Regions from separate parts of the Homo sapiens genome. Here region 1 is linked to region 2. Evidence: read pairs that join two places in POLR2A ChIA-PET (ENCODE). Cell type or tissue: MCF 10A. All regions are shown on one strand. Each heading gives the region's core, and the rest is flanking DNA. Links, peaks and the distances in the headings are about the cores only.

What was found. Peaks named below come from ENCODE experiments on the same cell type or tissue, not always from the same donor. Only the 100,000 strongest peaks of a DNase experiment are listed, where the experiment ranks them.
Region 1: POLR2A ChIA-PET joins it to region 2 with 5 read pairs; 3 of 35 experiments call an interaction of 5 or more read pairs at or near these places.

Annotation. Positions count from the first base shown.
Region 1 is chr1:65,075,332-65,084,240 of GRCh38, reverse strand. It overlaps the pseudogene LOC100129205. Among named protein-coding and RNA genes, the nearest start is that of MIR101-1, 21 kb to the right of the region's middle. RefSeq lists silencers at 8,596-8,645, 8,666-8,715. In MCF 10A, for the core only: no CTCF peak of the experiment used is centred there; a DNase peak (open chromatin) is centred at 4,070.
Region 2 is chr1:65,125,558-65,134,466 of GRCh38, reverse strand. No RefSeq gene overlaps it. Among named protein-coding and RNA genes, the nearest start is that of AK4, 18 kb to the left of the region's middle. In MCF 10A, for the core only: no CTCF peak of the experiment used is centred there; no DNase peak of the experiment used is centred there.

The DNA of each region.
Region 1 (8,909 bases), core at 254-8,253, 50 kb after region 2:
TATTAGTGACCGTCCTCTCTACTTTAAATATTCATGAAAATGATTCTGGGAACTGTGGCTGGCTGGATTTCCTTTCTTTTTCCTTTTCTCCTTTCCTTTCTTCTTTCTTTCTTTTTTTTTTTTTTTTTTTTTTTTTTTTTTGACATGAGGTCTTGTTCTGTCATCCAGGCTGGAGTACAGTGTGATCATGGCTCACCGCAGCCTTGACCACCCAGGCTAAAGCAATCTACCCACCTCAGCCTTCCAAGTAGCTGGGGACACAGGTGTGTATCACCACGTCTGGCTAATTTTAAAAATTATTTGTAGAGGTCTCGCTATGTTGCAAAGACTGGTCTTGAACTCCTGGGCTCAAGCAATCCTTCTGCCTCGGCCTCCCAAAGTGCTGGGATTACAGGCTTGAGCCACTACATCTGGCCCTGGCTGGGTTTCAACAGTAGCAATACACAGAATCCTCCAATTGGCTGATTCTCTTATTGTCAACCAAGTTTTCAGACCCTGGGGACTCTCAGCGTAATACAGCTCTCTGTCTTTTGTCCACCTAAGACTTTCTGTTCATGCTTCCTCAGAGAAGAGGTGGGCAGATGTTTTTGGAAGTGGCAGTTAGAGTCAATCACCTCATATCTGAATTTGTGTTATGAGGGAGGTTCATTATCTTGGGACTTGTGGCAACCACAGAGGTGCATCACTCAGATCTTCCTTTAAGAAAGAAGTTGCTGCTCAGCTGCAAGCAGTGCAGTTAGCCGATAGCCTCCATTTGTTAGCTATTGAGCTGAGGTCATGCTCTTCTTGGGCATCCCCCAGCCAATGACTAAGCATGGTAGGGATACTAGGGCCTGGCCGTTTTTGCCTAATGTGGGGCTTTTCTAATGAGTAATCTTTGTTCCAGAACTTTCCAGAGGGTCATCAAGACATTCTCAGATCCACATCATGGTCTGAGACTTTTCCTACACAATCCTGCTTCTTCCCCACTTTTATCTTTTATAGGCATAATTATCCCCAACAACCTCTTGCAATCCTAACTCCAGCTCAGTGGATCCTAGTGACAGAATTTTGCACCTGCATGCGTGTGTGTGTGTGTGTGTGTGAGAGAGAGAGTGTTTGGTAAAGACTCATGAATATGATTAACACCTAAGCCATCCACGCAGCACTAAAGGACCTACTAATTTAGCTAACATGTACAAAAACCTACTCTTACAGGAACTTTGTTCCTATTCTCAAAAAAGCCAAGTCTAATGAAGGAGACAGAGAAGAAAATGGATCAGCCAAATATATCGTGATATCTTAGTGTATACATGCATGCTTCTAATTCTTTAAGTAAATGGAAACCTCTATGAGTTCTCAATGTTCTCATCCTACTGTTTTCTTTAGCGGGTTGAAAATTCCTCCTGCAATCTTGTTCATTATTTTGCTTTGCAAAGTATTTTGCTACTCACACAACAAAGTTACGCTCGAATGCACATCCAGTTGGGAAATTCTAACAAATTCTGAATCGGAATTGAACAAATTCTAAATTGAAATAATGAGTCCCTGAATAACAGAGTTGATTATATTGTCCTCAGTATTTCAGTTTCTGGTGCTTTTGTTATTTTTGGCCCTGAAATGACTGATGATCAGCAGATCTGATAATGACAGTGATGACTGAAGTCCAGAAATAATAAGGCATAAGCCATAGTTACATTAAAGCCAATAATAATAATAAGCCTCATACCTTAAATCCTTAGTTCACTAATTGTACCTGTAACCTAAGAAACCACAGCAAGCAACTGTTGAGAGGAAATCCAAGAACACAACAGAGGAGCCAATATTCTGTAGCATCACAGTTGGATTTTCTCTGTTCTAAGAAACTCTAAAAGGATTTGTTGCCACCTTTCGGGAGTTCACTGCAAGGTAGAAGTTGAGGCATATGTTAATTTTTTGAATCACTTATAAAAGGGCATGAATGGTATCTTTGACATAGAAGTACCCAAATCTACCAGGCTTTCAGCATCTTTTCCTTTAATATATATTTTGTAATGGACCATCAATGACAATGAAAAAGGAAGGAAACATTTATTGAACACCTACCATGTGCCAGGTACTATGTTCTGTACTTTATCATTTAATCTTTTGTAATTATTATCTGCATTTTGGGGAAAAAAAGAAATAAAATTGATAGGTAATGTGGCCCAATTCTTTTTTTTTTTTTTTTTGAGACGGAGTCTCGCTCTGTTGCCCAGGCTGGAGTGCAGTGGCCGGATCTCCGCTCACTGCAAGCTCCGCCTCCTGGGTTCACGCCATTCTCCCGCCTCAGCCTCCCGAGTGGCTGGGACTACAGGCGCCCGCCACCACGCCCGGCTAATTTTTTGTATTTTCAGTAGAGACGGGGTTTCACCGTGTTAGCCAGGATGGTGTCGATCTCCTGACCTCGTGATCCGCCCGCCTCGGCCTCCCAAAGTGCTGGGATTACAGGCGTGAGCCACTGCGCCCAGCCGATGTGCCCCAATTCTTTTTAATAGTGCAAGGATAGAAAATAAAATCCAAGTGGTTTTGACTTGCAACATTTTGTTGCACACACAGATACTTTTAGAAAATTTGACATATAGTACTTTGAAAAAAACTACACCAAAAAATCAAGTCTTAATTCTTAGTTGCTATGAGGCATTAACTTCTGAATTGTTTGTTTTGTGGAAATCCTACCTTTAAGATTTGGGATGTCTTTTCCTACACAAAGGGAGTGTTGTGATTTGGTAAGCAGCATCTGCTTCAACCACCGTGAGTCCTAGATTCTGTATCACAATTGATCATTGAGGGGCAGACTATTTTCTCATAGAAACGGCTTTGTCATTGGTGGTTGCATTCCTGAGCTACATTCTCAGCACCAAATAAATCAAAGGAAGAAGCACTGATAAAAACAAACATATACCTTCATAATAATTTCGAATAATCACTGCCTCACAGCCTATAAAATGAACACAATTTTTCAAGGGCTGGTCCCCAGAGTACTCTTATAAACACTACATGTAGCATATACAACACACAAGTCTAGAGTCTCATAAAATGAGCCCAAAATTAACATTCTAGCCATTATATACACACATATATGTGGGTATATATATATAAATTAAACATTTAAATAAGAATTTTGCTTGCATTTTAGAATTTTAGAAGAATTTTAAAAGAGAACTTAGCCGGGTGCGGTGGCTCACATCTATAGTCCAGCACTTTGGGAGGCCATGATCTGTGGGCAGATCACAAGGTCAGGAGTTCGAGACCAGCCTGGCCAACATAGTGAAACCCCACCTTTATTAAAAATGCAAAAATTAGCTGGGTGTGGTGGAGGGTGCCTGTAATCCCAGCTGCTTAGGAGGCTGAGGCAGGAGAATTGCTTGAGCCTGGGAGGCAGAGGTTGCAGTGAGCCAAGATTGCGCCATTGCACTCCAGCCTGGGCGATAGAGCAAGAATCTGTCTCAAAAAAATAAATAAAAATAAATAAATAAAAGATGACTTAAATTAACCATAATGCTCTAAACTGGCTACTAAGTTATCAAGTAGGTTGATCAGGGAAGTGCTATAAATGTAATGTGTCCAAATATCCTCAAGCTTTTGGAAATAATTTGACAGGAGGATTGCAGTGGAGGGGAGATAAAAATGTGTACAAGTTGAATGTCAGTAACTATCATTGCAACAAATACTGATTGAGTGTCGTGCATGGTGTTACTCTATCTGCATTATTTCATTTAATTCTCACAAAAACCTTATGAATAAGACACTGTTTTTACAATTATTTTAAGATGAAGAAACTGACAAGAGTTAAATAACTTGTCTAAGGATGCACACAGGTAGGAAATGAAAAGGCAAGGATAAAGGCCAAAGCTATTGACTGTAGAGTCTTTTCTTTCTTCCCCAAACAATAATGACTCATTTTCTTTCTTTTTTTGTTTTTCTTTCTTTCTTTCTTTCTTTCTTTTTTTTAGAGATGAAGTCTCCCTATGTTGCCCAGGCTGGTCTTGAACTCCTGCGCTCAAGCGATCCTCCCACCTCGACCTTCCAAAGTGCTGGGATTACAGCCATGAACCACGATGCCCAACATGACTCACTTTCTTGTGCACTTCTCTGTGGTAGGTACTACTGTGACTTCATTACATATGTTTAGTCATCTAATCCTTGCAACAGTCTTGTGAGGAGAGTACTATTATTATCCTCATTTTACAGTTGAAGAAAGGAAGCATAGGTAAGTTCACGTGTAATTAGCAGAGCAGTCATTCCTAAAGAGTACTAATTGCTGATCAAAGGCAACCAGAGAGAAGGTCTCTAATGCCATGCCACAGTGGTCTGTCTCTGCTATAAGATTTTTGTTCACAATTTACTTGGCTAAAGACTATGATCTACTGCCCAAATATGAGAAAGCATGAATTTTGTTGGGATAACTAATATGCTGAATGGCAGAATCAGGATCCAAAAATATCCCAGTGGTCAAGATGTAACTATGAGAGAACTGTCTGAGATTTGAGCAAAGACAAAATTACTACAGACAGAAAACTTATCAAAAACTTATCTAAGAGTATAGCCATCTGTAGGATGGTTGGTCAATAACTGAAGCAAAGATACACACAAGTCACAGGGGCAAAGGGGAAAAGAATCCTGAGTGCATGAATGCATGGTTCTTGTGACATGTTTATCTTTGTGCTAGAGATGGACATAGCACACTACCATAGTAGAAGATCAACACTGCTGTTGGTGGAACATTCCATCTTTAGGAGAAATTTAAGGACACCTGACTCTATCCTTAGAAGGGAAGCATTTGGATATTTTTGGGCTATGGTCTTGGGTGCTAGAGGGAGTGAGAGGTTTAACTGAAATGTAGTGAGCAAAGAGTTTAAAAGCTATTGTGATTCTCAAGCAACATTATCTTGTATGTAAGAAACTGCAAAGAATCTACAAAAACGTATCATAACTAGTAAGTCCGTTTAATGAGCATCAAAAGAATAAGATACTTAGGACTAAATTAGACGAGAGAAAGGCAAACTTGTACAAAACACTGCTAAGATAAATTTAAAAGGACTTATATAAAATGGGAGAGATATGATGTCATGGGTTGGAAGATTCAATATTGTTAAGATGACAATTTCCCAATATTGATGTATAAATTCAGTGTAGGCTGAATGCGGTGCCTCAAGCCTGTAATCCCAACACTTTGGGAGGCCAAGGCTGGAGGTTGCTTGAGGCCATCCTGGGCAACATAGCAAGATCCCGTCTCTGCCAAAAAAAAAAAAATTAGCTGGGTATAGTGGCATGTGCCTATAGTCCTAGCTACTACAGAGGCTGAGGCGGGAGGATCCCTTGAGCCCAGGAGTTTGAGGTAGCAGTGAGATATTATATGATCATGCCACTGCACTTCAGCCTAGGTGACAGAGCAAGACTCTCTCTCTAAAAAAATAAATAAATAAAACTAAATAAAATAAATTCAATGTAATATCTGTCAAAATCCTAGTAGGCTATTTTTGTTGTTGTTGAGACAGAGTCTTGCTCTCTGCAGTGGTGCAATCATGGCTCACTTCAGCCTCAACTTCGTGGGCTCAAGCAATCCTCCCGCCTCAGCCCCCCAACTACCTGATATTACAGTTGTGCACCACCATGACTGGCTAATTAAAAAACATTTTTTTTTAGAGAAGAGGTCTCACTATATTGTCCAGGCTGGTCTCAAACTCCTGGGCTCAAGCAATCCTCCCACCTCAGCACCCCCACTACCTGAGACTACAGGTGTGCACCACCATGACCGGCTAATTAAAAAAATTTTTTTTTGAGAAGGGATCTCACCATATTGCCCAGGCCAGTCTCAAACTACCAGGCTCAAGCAATCCTCCCACCTCAGCGCCCCCAAGCAGCTGAGACTACAGGTGTGCACCACCATGTCTGGCTAATTAAAAAAAAAATTTTTTTTAGAGAAGGGGTCTCACTATATTGCCCAGGCTGGTCTTGAACTACTGGGCTCAAGCAATCCTCCTGCCTTGGCCTCCCAAAGAGCTGAGATTACAGGCATGAGCCACCATGTCCAGCCTTTTTTTCTTTAAATTGACAAGCTATTCCTAAATTTTATATGGAAGTGGCTGCCTAAGGATTGATCACCATCATGAATGACACAATAACTACTTGAATCAGGAAGTTTATGACCAGCCAACTCCTTGAGATGAACAAATCGTCATTGATGTCCTTCACCCTGGAAAGTTATCAGTACCCAACACACAAATTTGGGAGATGAACAAATGTTCATTGATGTCCTTCACCCTGGAAAGTTATCAGTACCCAACACAGAAATTTGGGAAAAACTATCCAAAATGTACAAGGCTACACTGGATGTCAGTTACTTGGGAGGCTGAGGCATGGGAATCACTTGAACCCAGGAGGTGGAGGTTGCAGTGAGCCAAGATCACACCACTGCACTCCAGCCTGGGCGACAGAGTGAGACTCTGTCTCAAAATTAAAAAGATGCTGAACATCATAAGTCATCAGAAAAATGCAAATTAAAACCAAAATGAGATACCACTATACACTTACTAGAATGGCTAAGACAAAAAAGATTGACCAAGTGAACAAGTGTTGACCAGCATATGGAGAAACTCACATATTGCTGGTGGGAATGTATTTGGATTCAGAACTCATTCTGGTGGTGGCAAGACAACCGGCTTTGATGTGATTTATGATTCCTTGGATTATGCAAAGAAAAACGAAGCCAAACATAGACTTGCAAGACATAGCTTGGATGAGAAGGAAAAGACCTCAAAAAGAACACAAGAACAGAATGAAGAAAGTTAGGGGGACTGCAAAGGCCAATGGTGGTGCTGGCAAAAAGCCACAGGAATAAAGATGCTGCATGACGTTATCTGCAGCCACTGTGTGGACTTTTCATAAGAAGATTAATAAGCTAATAACTTTCATGTGGCAAAAAAGTTTATATGAAAGTGCAAAGAATCCAGAATAGTGAAACAATTTTGATAAAGAAAAAGTTGAAGGATTTACCTGATTCTAAAACTTACTACAATGCCACAGTAATCAAGAAAGCATTATAAAGACAGAACAATAGATATTTAGATAAATGGAAGACTAGAAAGTCCAATAGCAGACTTCACACTTTTGTTGTTGTTGTTGTTGTTGTTGTTTTTGAGACAGAGTCTCACTCTCACCTAGGCTGGAGTTCCGTGGCATAATCTCGGCTCACTACAACCTCTGCCTCCCAGGTTCAAGCAATACTCCTGCCTCAGCCTCCTGAGTAGCTGGGATTGCAGATGCGTGCCACCACACCTGGCTAATTTTTGTATTTTTTTTTTTAGTAGAGACGGGCTTTGCCATGTTGGCCATGCTGGTCTTGAACTCTGGACCTCAGGTGATCTGGCCTCCTCGTCCTCCCAAAGTGCTGGGATTACAGGCATGAGCCACTGTGCGGCCCACGCTTTGGTTCAATTGATTTTCAAGAAACGTGCCAAATAATTCAGTGGGGAAAGAATAGTCTTTTCAACAGAAGGTGCTGGAACAGCTGAATAACCACATGCAAAAAGATGAAATTTGACCTTAACTTCACATTATATACAACAACTTGAATAAAACAGGACAAAATCTTTGCAGCCTTCGATTAGGCAGATTTCTTGCACATGACAGAAAAAGCATGAACAATCTAAGACACAGCTGACAAGTTAAAACTTTATAAAAATTAAAACTTCTGCTCTTCAAAAGACACCACTGAGAAATGACAATATTTGCAAAACATACATCTGATGAAGGACTTGCATCCATAATATATTAAAAACTTCTAAAATTCGGCAATAAGAAAATAACCCAGTAAGAAATGAGCAAAATAGACCACGCATAGTTGCTTATGCCTGTAATTCCAGCACTTTGGGAGGCCGAGGCAAGAGGACTGCTTGAGCCCAGGAATTCAAGACCAGCCTGGGTGACATGGTGGAACAAAAGAATACAAACAAATACAAAAATTAGCTGAGTAGGGTGGCATGGGCCTGTAGTCCCAGCTACTTGGGGGAATGAGGCGGGAGGATCACTTGTGCCCAGGAGGTTGAGGCTGCATTGAGCCATGATTGTGCCACAGCACTCCAGCCTGGGTGACAAAGCGAGACCCTGTCTCAAAAAAAAAAAAAAAAAAAAATTCAAAACAAAATGGAAAGCAATTATGCCCTTATGACACCTCCTTCCTCTTTGGCTGGCCTCTGAAACATCTGGTGCCTCAGTAACTCTGGGGTAAATTTCTCCTTGAGTTCTCCTCCCCAGAGCCTTGGAAGGCCTTGAGGGAGACCTGGAGTGGATTGACTAGCAAGTAACCCTAACCCTGGGGAAGCATCTTCTTTCTCTTGGTGGAGGTTAGAAACAGAAAACTGACAAACAGGAGCACATGTAGAAGACCATGCACAGGATGGCGAAGGCCTTATAATCACGTCCTAGTCATTCTTCATTCTTCCATCAAATACTTGTTGTCTTCACTCTGCCAAATAAGTCAAATAAGTGCTGTGGCTATAAAACAATGAACATTACTGACAAGGTGCTTGCTCTCATGGAGCTTATATTCTAATAGTGTAAAGCAGAGCACAGAGCATACATAGCTGGGTGGATAAATAGAAGAAAGTAATAAGAAAACAACGTTAAGTCCTCTGCAGTTAAAAGGGTGAGAGCACAGAATGACTGAACCACAAGAGGGAGCCAGTCGTGCAAAGACCAAAGGGAGGCACATCAGAGGCACCATTTCTGTCTTAACTGCCATAGCCATTTGAAGCCCTCTATTCCATCTTTAACCAGCTTAAATTTCAGAGTCGATCTGTATAATCACTCCCTGAACTCCCTGACCACTTTAATTCTGCCATGCTGGTGGGCAAAACTGCAACTCCGGTTAAATCCAACTTTCCACCCATACTGTTTCTGTACCCATG
Region 2 (8,909 bases), core at 386-8,385:
AATTTTAAGAAATTAGTTCATATGCATATTACGTGTGAATATGATTGCTCAACTGAGATAGTATTCAACATTAATTCCACTCTGTCCCATTTTCATAGATAAAAGTGTTGAGAAATCTCATTCATGTAAGGCAGAGGATGCGAATAGAAGATTTCTTACAGTAATGTCATTAAACTCTTTGAAGTCCTTCCAAATTGTATTCCAAAAATCGCAGAGTGATCTATCATTAAAATGCATTGTTTAGGCCAGCTGCAGTGGTTCACGCCCGTAATCCCAGCACTTTGGGAGGCTGAAGAGTGCGAATCACATGAGGCTGGGAGTTCGAGACCAGCCTGACCAACATGGAGAAACCCTCTCTCTACTAAAAATACAAAATTAGCCAGGCATGGTGGTGCACGCCTGTAGTCCCAGCTATTCGGGAGGCTGAGGCAGGAGAATTGCTTGAACCAGAGAGGCAGAGGTTGTGGTGAGCTGAGATTGCACCATTGTACTCCAGCCTGAGCAACAAGATTGAAACTCCATCTCTAAATAAATAAATAAATGCATTGTTTAGTGATCTATTGGCTAAAACTTGATTCTTCCCAAAAACATCTGACTTAGAAAAGGGTTTGCTGTCCAGTCATGAGAGTCATTCACTTTCTCAGTTTCTGAAACATTTGCCAAAAAGACTCTCTCCAGAATTATCAAATGATTATTAAATTACACCTATTATTTTTCTACCTAGAAACATTTTGATTAACCTGATATATTCAGAAAGGGTTAGAAAATGAAAATATTAATTTCTTTCTTTCTTTTTTTTTTTTTTTTTGAGACCAAGTTTCGCTCATGTTGCCCAGGCTGGAGTGCAGTGGCGCAATCTCGCCTCACTGCAACCTCCGCCTTCCGGATTCAAGCGATTCTCCTGCCTCAGCCTTCCTGAGTAACTGGGATTACAGGCATGTGCCACCATGCCTGGCTAATTTTTTGTATTTTTAGTAGAGACGGGGTTTCTCCATGTTGGTCAGGCTGGTCTTGAACTCCCGACCTCAGATGATCCGCCTGCCTCGGCCTCCCAAAGTGCTGGGATTACAGGCATGAGCCACCGCGCCTGGCCGAAAATATTAATTTCAAAATACCTTGTGTAATAAAAATTTTGATGAAGCATTTCTCTCTCATCATGTGATTTAAATATATTTTATTCAAAATCTCAGTGCTATATTTTTAGCTCATTTGATTTATGAAAAATGTCCACCTATTACCTAACTAGCAAAGTCAGCCTTCACTGTCAAACCAAGGGGCCAAGTAAAACTTTTTTTTGGTCAGTAAAAATGTGACTACATTTTTCTATTCAAATAAACAGATTAAGACACATCTCCCTTTGGGAGGCCAAGGTGGGCGGATCACCAGGTCAGCAGATCGAGACCATCCTGGCTAACACAGTGAAACCCCATCTCTACTAAAAAAATACAAAAAATTAGCCGGGCGTGGTCGTGGGCACCTGTAGTCCCAGCTACTGGGGAGGCTAAAGAGGAGAATGGCGTGAACCCGGGAGGTGGAGCTTGCAGTGAGCCAAGATCGCACCACTGCACTCCAGGCTGGGCGACAGAGCGAGACTCCGTCTCAAAAATAAAATAAAATAAAATAAAATAAAGACACATCTCCACTGAGGAGCACAGTGACTCACACCTGTAATTCTAGTACTTTGGGAGGCTGAGGCAGGCGGATCATGTGAGATCAGGAGTTCGAGACGAACTGGCCAACATGGTGAAGCCTTGTCTCTACTAAAAATACAAAAATTAGCTGGAAATCGCTTGAACCCAGGAGGTGGAGGTTGCAGTGAGCTGAGATTGCACCATGGCACTCCAGCCTGGGCAACAGAGCGAGACTCTGTGTCAAAAAAAAAAAAAGACACATCCCCATGACAAACATTTCATTTCTGAATTCAGAGAGAGAGAGAGAGATAGGAGAGAGAGAGACAGCCCTGCTAAGAATTTGCTCCTAAATGAAATTGTTATTCTCTTCAATATTTTTTATCTATCTTTCCCACCCCTGACACCTTTTTTTTTTTTTTTGGCTGTCAAAAAGCCCCCTATCAGAAGTGATAGTTCTTCGACAACAGTCAGGGGATAGAAAGGCTGAGTTTGTTAAAGAAAAATTGTCATCCTATCCCTAGTCCACTCTACAGTGTAACTGAATTTAGAACATTCCAACAGGGGCCAAAATAGTCCATTCCAGAGGCCATACTTCTTCCTTCACAGGGCATGTGTTAAATCAGAAAAAAAATGCCAGCCCTGCTTTGAGTGCATGTTGCCCACATTCAAAGAGCTTTCACCTCCTCTAGTATCTTGAATAATCTCTTTGGAACCCTGGAAGTTTTTTTGTGTTTGTTTGTTTTTTTGAGATGGAGTTTGACTCTTGTTGCCCAGGCTGGAGTGCAATGCCGCGATCTTGGCTCACTGCAACCTCTGCCTCCCAGGTTCAAGCGTTTCTCCTGCCTCAGCCTCCTGAGTAGCTGGGATTACAAGCGTGCACCACCATGCCTGGCTAATTTTGTATTTTTAGTAGAGACGGGGTTTCTTCATGTTGGTCAGGCTGGTCTCAAACTCCCGACCTCAGGTGATCCACCCTCCTTGGCCTCCCAAAGTGCTGGGATTACAGGTGTGAGCCACTGCGCCCAGCCTGGAAGTTTTTACACCTAATGTAAGGTACCATAACAAGATAGGGACAAGTATGCCTTTTTATTTTACCAAACGGGGTATGAGTGATTAGGAAAGGTGAGCTGAAAAGGACAACTGGCATAACACCTCAACACTCAGCATTTTCTCAGATTAATTCTTTCTAGCAGAATTACATATGGAAATGGAAATCCAGAAACTGACTCCCTTCAAATCATCTGTGTCATCATATCTCTTGGAAAATCCCTCCATCTGTCTTCGAAAACTATTTGATATATCATTTGATCCTCACAACAGCTCTTTGAGTTTGGTACTTACAATGACTGTTAATGTGACTCCTATTTAAGAGATGAAGAAACTAAGGTGCAGAGACATCAGTCCAATTATCCAAGGTCACTTGAACCCAGCTGAATCAGTATCTTGGCCTCTGTCAGCAAAGTCCCCCATTTCTGCTCTAGCTAAGCAGACCAATACACAGCTCCCAGCACCACTGGCCTTTCTACCTGGAAAGGCTCTCGTCCTTCTGTCTGCCTCCTTGTAGAATGCTGGTCTAAATGACACTCAGGTTTCTATCAATTTCTCATTTAGACTCAGTTAGTGTGTTTTATCCTTGGCTCAAGCTAATTTTTTCCCCCATTTTATTAAGAAAAATTTCTGCCAGGCGTGATAGTTGATACCTATAATCCCAATGCTTTGGGAGGCAGAGGTGGGAGGATTGCTTGAGGGCAGGATTTCAAGACCAGCCTGGGCAATATAGCAAGACCCCATTTCTATAAAAAATTTAAAAAATTAGCCAAGAGTGGTGGCAGGCTCCTGTAGTCCCAGCTACTTGGGAGGCTGAAGTAGGAGGAGGGCTTGAGCCCAGGAGTTCAACGGTACCATTGCACTCCAGCCTGGGCTACAGAGTGTGACCCTGTTTCAAAAACAAAAAGAAAAAGAAAAAATTTAAAAATATATCAGTTGAAAAATATTTATATACTCAACTGTATACCCATTAGCTAGATTCTACCATTAATATTTTAACTATACTTGCCAGATTTTTTTTTTCGAGACAGGGTCTTGCTCTGTTGCCCAGGCTGGAGGGCAGTAGCATGATCATCGTTTACTGCAGCCTCATCCTCCCAGGTTCAAGCAGATCCTCCCACCTCAGCCTCCCAAGTAGCTGGGACCACAGGCATGCACCATTATACCTGGCTAATTTTTTTTTGGTAGAGATGGAGGTCTCTTCATGTTGCCCAGGCTGGTCTCAAACTGCTTGCCTCAGGCGAGCCTCCTGCCTTGGCCTCCCAAAATGCTGGGATTAAAGGCAAGAGCAAACAAATCCTTGGCAGTTTACATTCCCACCCCAAAGCTCCATAAAATAGGAAAATACCACATACCATCATCTGAGGTCTTTTCAAGGAGAAGGGCTTCTGACCCACAGAAAACTATAAAGAAAATTTCTTGGCCGGGCACGGTGGCTGTCACCTATAATCACAACACTTTGGGAGGCTAAGTCAGGCAGATTGCTTGAGCCCAGGAGTTTGAGACCATCCTGGGCAACATGGTGAAACCCCATCAAAAAAAAAAAAATACAAAAATTAGCCAAGTGTGGTGGCACATGCCTGTTATCTCAGCTATTCAGGAGGCTAAGACAGGAGAATCACTTGAGACCTGAGACCAAGGTTGCAGTGAGCTGAGATTGTACCACTGCACTCAGCCTGGGTGACAGAGCAAAACCCTGTCTCAAAAAAACATTTTTTTTTCTCATCTCCACGGGTTCAGGTCATTCATTTAGTCCAGTGGTACCAAACCTGGAAGTACATCAGAATAACCCGGAGAGCTTTTAAAATATACCATTGCCACAGCCCTATCCCAGACCAACTGAGACAGAATCTCTGGGGGAAGAGGTAGGATTTTAGCATTCAATTAGCCAACAGCAACAACCCGGGCACCATTTTAGGCATCCGGGTGAGTAAGGATCCCTGCCTTCATGGAGCTTCACCCTCTTGCCTCACCACAGTGTTCCCTCCCGCCCAGAGTATCTCAGCCCCTCCTGCCTCTCTTTCCTTCTTAGACCTTCAGATATTTGTTCAGGCCCAGGATCCTCTTCTTCCTCTTCTCTGGTGATATGGTTTGGTTGTGTTCCTACCCAAATATCATCCTTTCTGGACAGAGTTTTGCTCCTTCGCCCAGGATGGAGTGAAGTGGCGTGATCTTGGCTCTCTGCAACCTCCATCCCCCGGGATTAAGCAATTCTCTTGCCTCAGCCTCCCGAGTAGCTGGGATTACAGGCACCTGCCATCATACCCAGCTAATTTTTGTATTTTTAGTAAAGATGAGATTTCACAATGTTGGCCAGGCTGGTTTTGAACTCCTGACCTCAGGTGATCCACCCGCCTTGGCCTCCCAAAGTGTTAGGATTACAGGTGTGAGCCACCACGCCCAGCCTCAGATCTCATCTTGATTGGAGTTCCCATAATCCCCAAGTGTCACGGAAGGGACCCAGTGGGAGGTAATTGAATCATGGGGGTAGCTGCCCCCATGCTGCTGTTCTTGTGATAGTGAATGTGTTCTCACAAGATCTGATGGTTTTATAAGGGGCTTTCCTCCTGACTTCGCTCTGCAATTCTCCTTGCTGCCACCATATGAAGAAGGAGGTGTTTGCTTCTCCTTCTGCCATGATTGTAAGTTTCCTGAGGCCTCCCTAGCCATGCTGAACTATGAGTCAATTAAACCTCTTTCCTTTATAAATTACCCAGTCTCTGGTATGTCTTTATTAGCAGCATGAGAACGGACTAATACATCAGGCTAAAGAGGGCCTGCTCATCCCTCATGGTCCAGCTTACAGGTCACTCCTCGGAGGTCCCACCTGGCTTACAGCTAAGTTAATGACTTCCTTCTCAGGATTCCTCCTGCTGGTTTCTCATCTTGTCACTGTCTAGGATTATGCTGAGGTTTGTCTCCTGTGTGGAACTCCGCACTAACTGTAAAAAGGCAGAGACTGTTGTATTTGACCTGATAACCTCATCACTTAGGAAAGTGTCTGGAGCATGGCATAGCCTCAAAACTTAAAGCAAAGACCAGTTTATATTATATTGAATGTAAGGCAATCACCACCTCCATGCATTACATGTTTCCTGGGTCTAATTCTGAAATTCTGAATTCTTCCAGATGACTTGTGACAGTCTGACAGATGCTCTGTTTTACCCAAAAGGAAAGAAACTAGACTTTTCAGTGTACAGATCTGAGATCATGAAGAGCTCTGGGGGCTTATAAATTGTGTTTCTGGATTTTTGTAAGTCCTCCATTGAAAACTTTTTTTTTTTGAGATGAGTCTTGCTCTTTCACCCAGGCCAGACTGCAGTGGCGCTATCTGGGCTCACTGCAAGCTCCGCCTCCCGGGTTCACGCCATTCTCCTGCCTCAGCCTCCCGAGTAGCTGGGACTACAGGCGCCGGCTACCGTGCCCGGCTAATTTTTTTGTATTTTTAGTAGAGACAGGGTTTCACCGTATTAGCCAGGATGGTCTCGATCTCCTGACCTTGTGATCTGCCCGCCTCGGCCTCCCAAAGTGCTGGGATTACAAGCGTGAGCCACCGCGCCTGGCCGAAAACCTTTTTATAAAAAAACTCCTTCTCCTACCAATAGAATGTTGCAACGGGAAATGTCCTACAGAATAACTGTTGGCCGGGTGTGGTGGCTTACACATGTAATCCCAGCACTTTGGGAGGCTGAGGCAGGCAGTTCACCTGAGGTCAGGAGTTCAAGAACAGCCTGGCCAATATGGCAAAACCCCGTCTCTACTAAAAATACAAAAAAATTTAGCTGGGTGTGGTGGTGGGCGCCTGTAATCCCGGTTACTTGGGAGGCTGAGTCACAAGAATTGTTTGAACCCAGGCAGCAGAGATTGCAGTTAGCTGAGATCGTGCCACTGCACTCCAGCCTGGGCGACAGAGCGAGACCCCATCTCAATTTGAAAAAAAAAAAAAGAGAGAGAAGAACTGTCATGAAATAGCCTGCTCAGCATGGCAGAAATAGTGCAGGCCTTGAAGTCCGTTGGGACAGAGGACAAAGTGTCACCTCCACCCTTCCTATTTATTTGACTTGAGAGGCAGTTTACTTAACCTCTCTAAACCTCAGTTTAGATGCAGTTTACTTAACCTCTCTAAACCTCAGGTAAGATGCAGACAAATATTCTCACGCCCTTCTCCCCACCTCAGATGTAAGCATCATGAAGAATAACATGAATAGTTCACATGTGCCGGGTGCATACCATGTGCCAGACACGGTGCTGACTCCTTAACAACTCAACACACAAACTCTTCAAGGTGCTATTATTATCCCTGTCATACAGACCACAACACTGAGACATGTTGAGTGAGTTGTCAATGATTATACAGCTAGTAAAGAGGGGATTCCAGCCAGGCAATCTGGTTCCATGTGCCCACTCTTTTTTTTTTTTTTTTTTTGAGACAGAGTCTCACTCTGTCGCCCAGGCTGGAGTGCAGTGGCACTATCTTGGTTCACTGCAACCTCCGCCTCCCAGGTTCAGGCAATTCTCTGCCTCAGCCTCCCGAGCAGCTGGGATTTCAGGCGCCCACCACCATGCCCGGCTAATTTTTATATTTTTAGTAGAGATGGGGTTTCACCATCTTGGCCAGGCTGGTCTTGAACTCCTGACCTCGTGATCCACCCGACTCAGCCTCCCAAAGTGCTGGGATTACAGGCGTGAGCCACCTCGCCCAGCCCCATGTGCCCACTCTTATCCATCTTCCAGGGACCCTGCTTGCTTCATTCACCTTGGATCCCTAGCTCCTAGAACAGTGACTGACACATGGGTGCTAAAAATTACTGTTGGGTGGATGAATCAATACCTTCTTACTGCATTATAAGGAGGAAGGAAGAAATATTTATTATCTACCATATTTCAGCCTCTTTTATGTGTATTATTTGGCTTAATTGGCAAAATTGATAGACCACTAACAATTCCTACTATTAAATCCATTTTAATAATAGCACAGAGGCTGAAACTGAAGAGGCAGAGTAACTTGCCTTAGGACACACAGCTAGGAAACAGCCTCTAAGCCTCCAAACTCCAAAGCCTATGTTCTTTTCTCTATGACTGTGGTCTTCATGTGTTTTTATTCACATACCCTTAAAATAATGTTGTATAATATACACCTCCTTGCACCTTTTTATGTTGATATCTTGCATTTTAATCATTATTTTAAGTAATTACAAAGGCTGTAGTTTCCAGAGTATTATAAATATTGACCTTTTAAAACCATTGCATCAATTTTTTTTTGTTTGTTTGTTTTTTTGAGACAGAGTCTCGATCTGTCACTCAGGTTGGAGTGCACTCGCGCGATCTCCACTCACTGCAAGCTCTGGCTCCCAGGTTCACGCCATCCTCCTGCCTCAGCCTCCCGAGTAGCTGGGACTACAGGCACCTGCCACCGCACCCGGCTAATTTTTTTTTTTTTTTTGTATTTTTAGTAGAGACGGGGTTTCACCGTGTTAGCCAGGATGGTCTCGATCTCCTGACCTCGTGTTCCACCCGCCTCGGCCTCCCAAATTGCTGGGATTACAGGCGTGAGCCACCGCGCCTGGCCGAGTTTTTTTTTTTCTTTAAAGTTTTAAATTCCTTGCTCTTTTTAGAGACAGGGTCTCGCTTGCTGCCCAGGACAAAGTGCAGTGGCTACTCACAGGTGTGACTCCACTACTGATCAGCATGAGAATTTTGACCTGCTCTGTTTCCAACCTGGGCCAGTCTACCCCTCCTCAGTCAACTTGGGCAGTCCTCTGCTCCCAATAAAATTACTTAATTTTTTATTCCTGCTATCACTACCACAATTTACAGGGTAATATGCCTGATGCAATAAAAAGGGGGAAAAATCTACAACAGATAAAAGACCTCAGCAATGTACATCTAATTGACGATAGATTGCATTAATTTTTTTTTTTTTTTTTTAAACAGAGTCTCGTTCTGTCACCCGGGCTGAAGTGCAGTCACACAATCTCAGCTTACCGCAACCTCTGCCTCCTGGGTTCAAGCAATTCTCCTGCCTCAGCCTCCTGAGTAGCTGGGATTACAGGCATGCGCCACCACACCTGTTAATTTTTGAACTCAGCTCTACACGAAGTGGACCTAATAGACATCCACAGGACTCTCCACCCCAAATCAACAGAATACACATTATTCTCAGCACCACATTGCATTTATTCCAAAATTGACCACATAGTTGGAAGGAAAGCATGCTCCTCAGCAAATGTA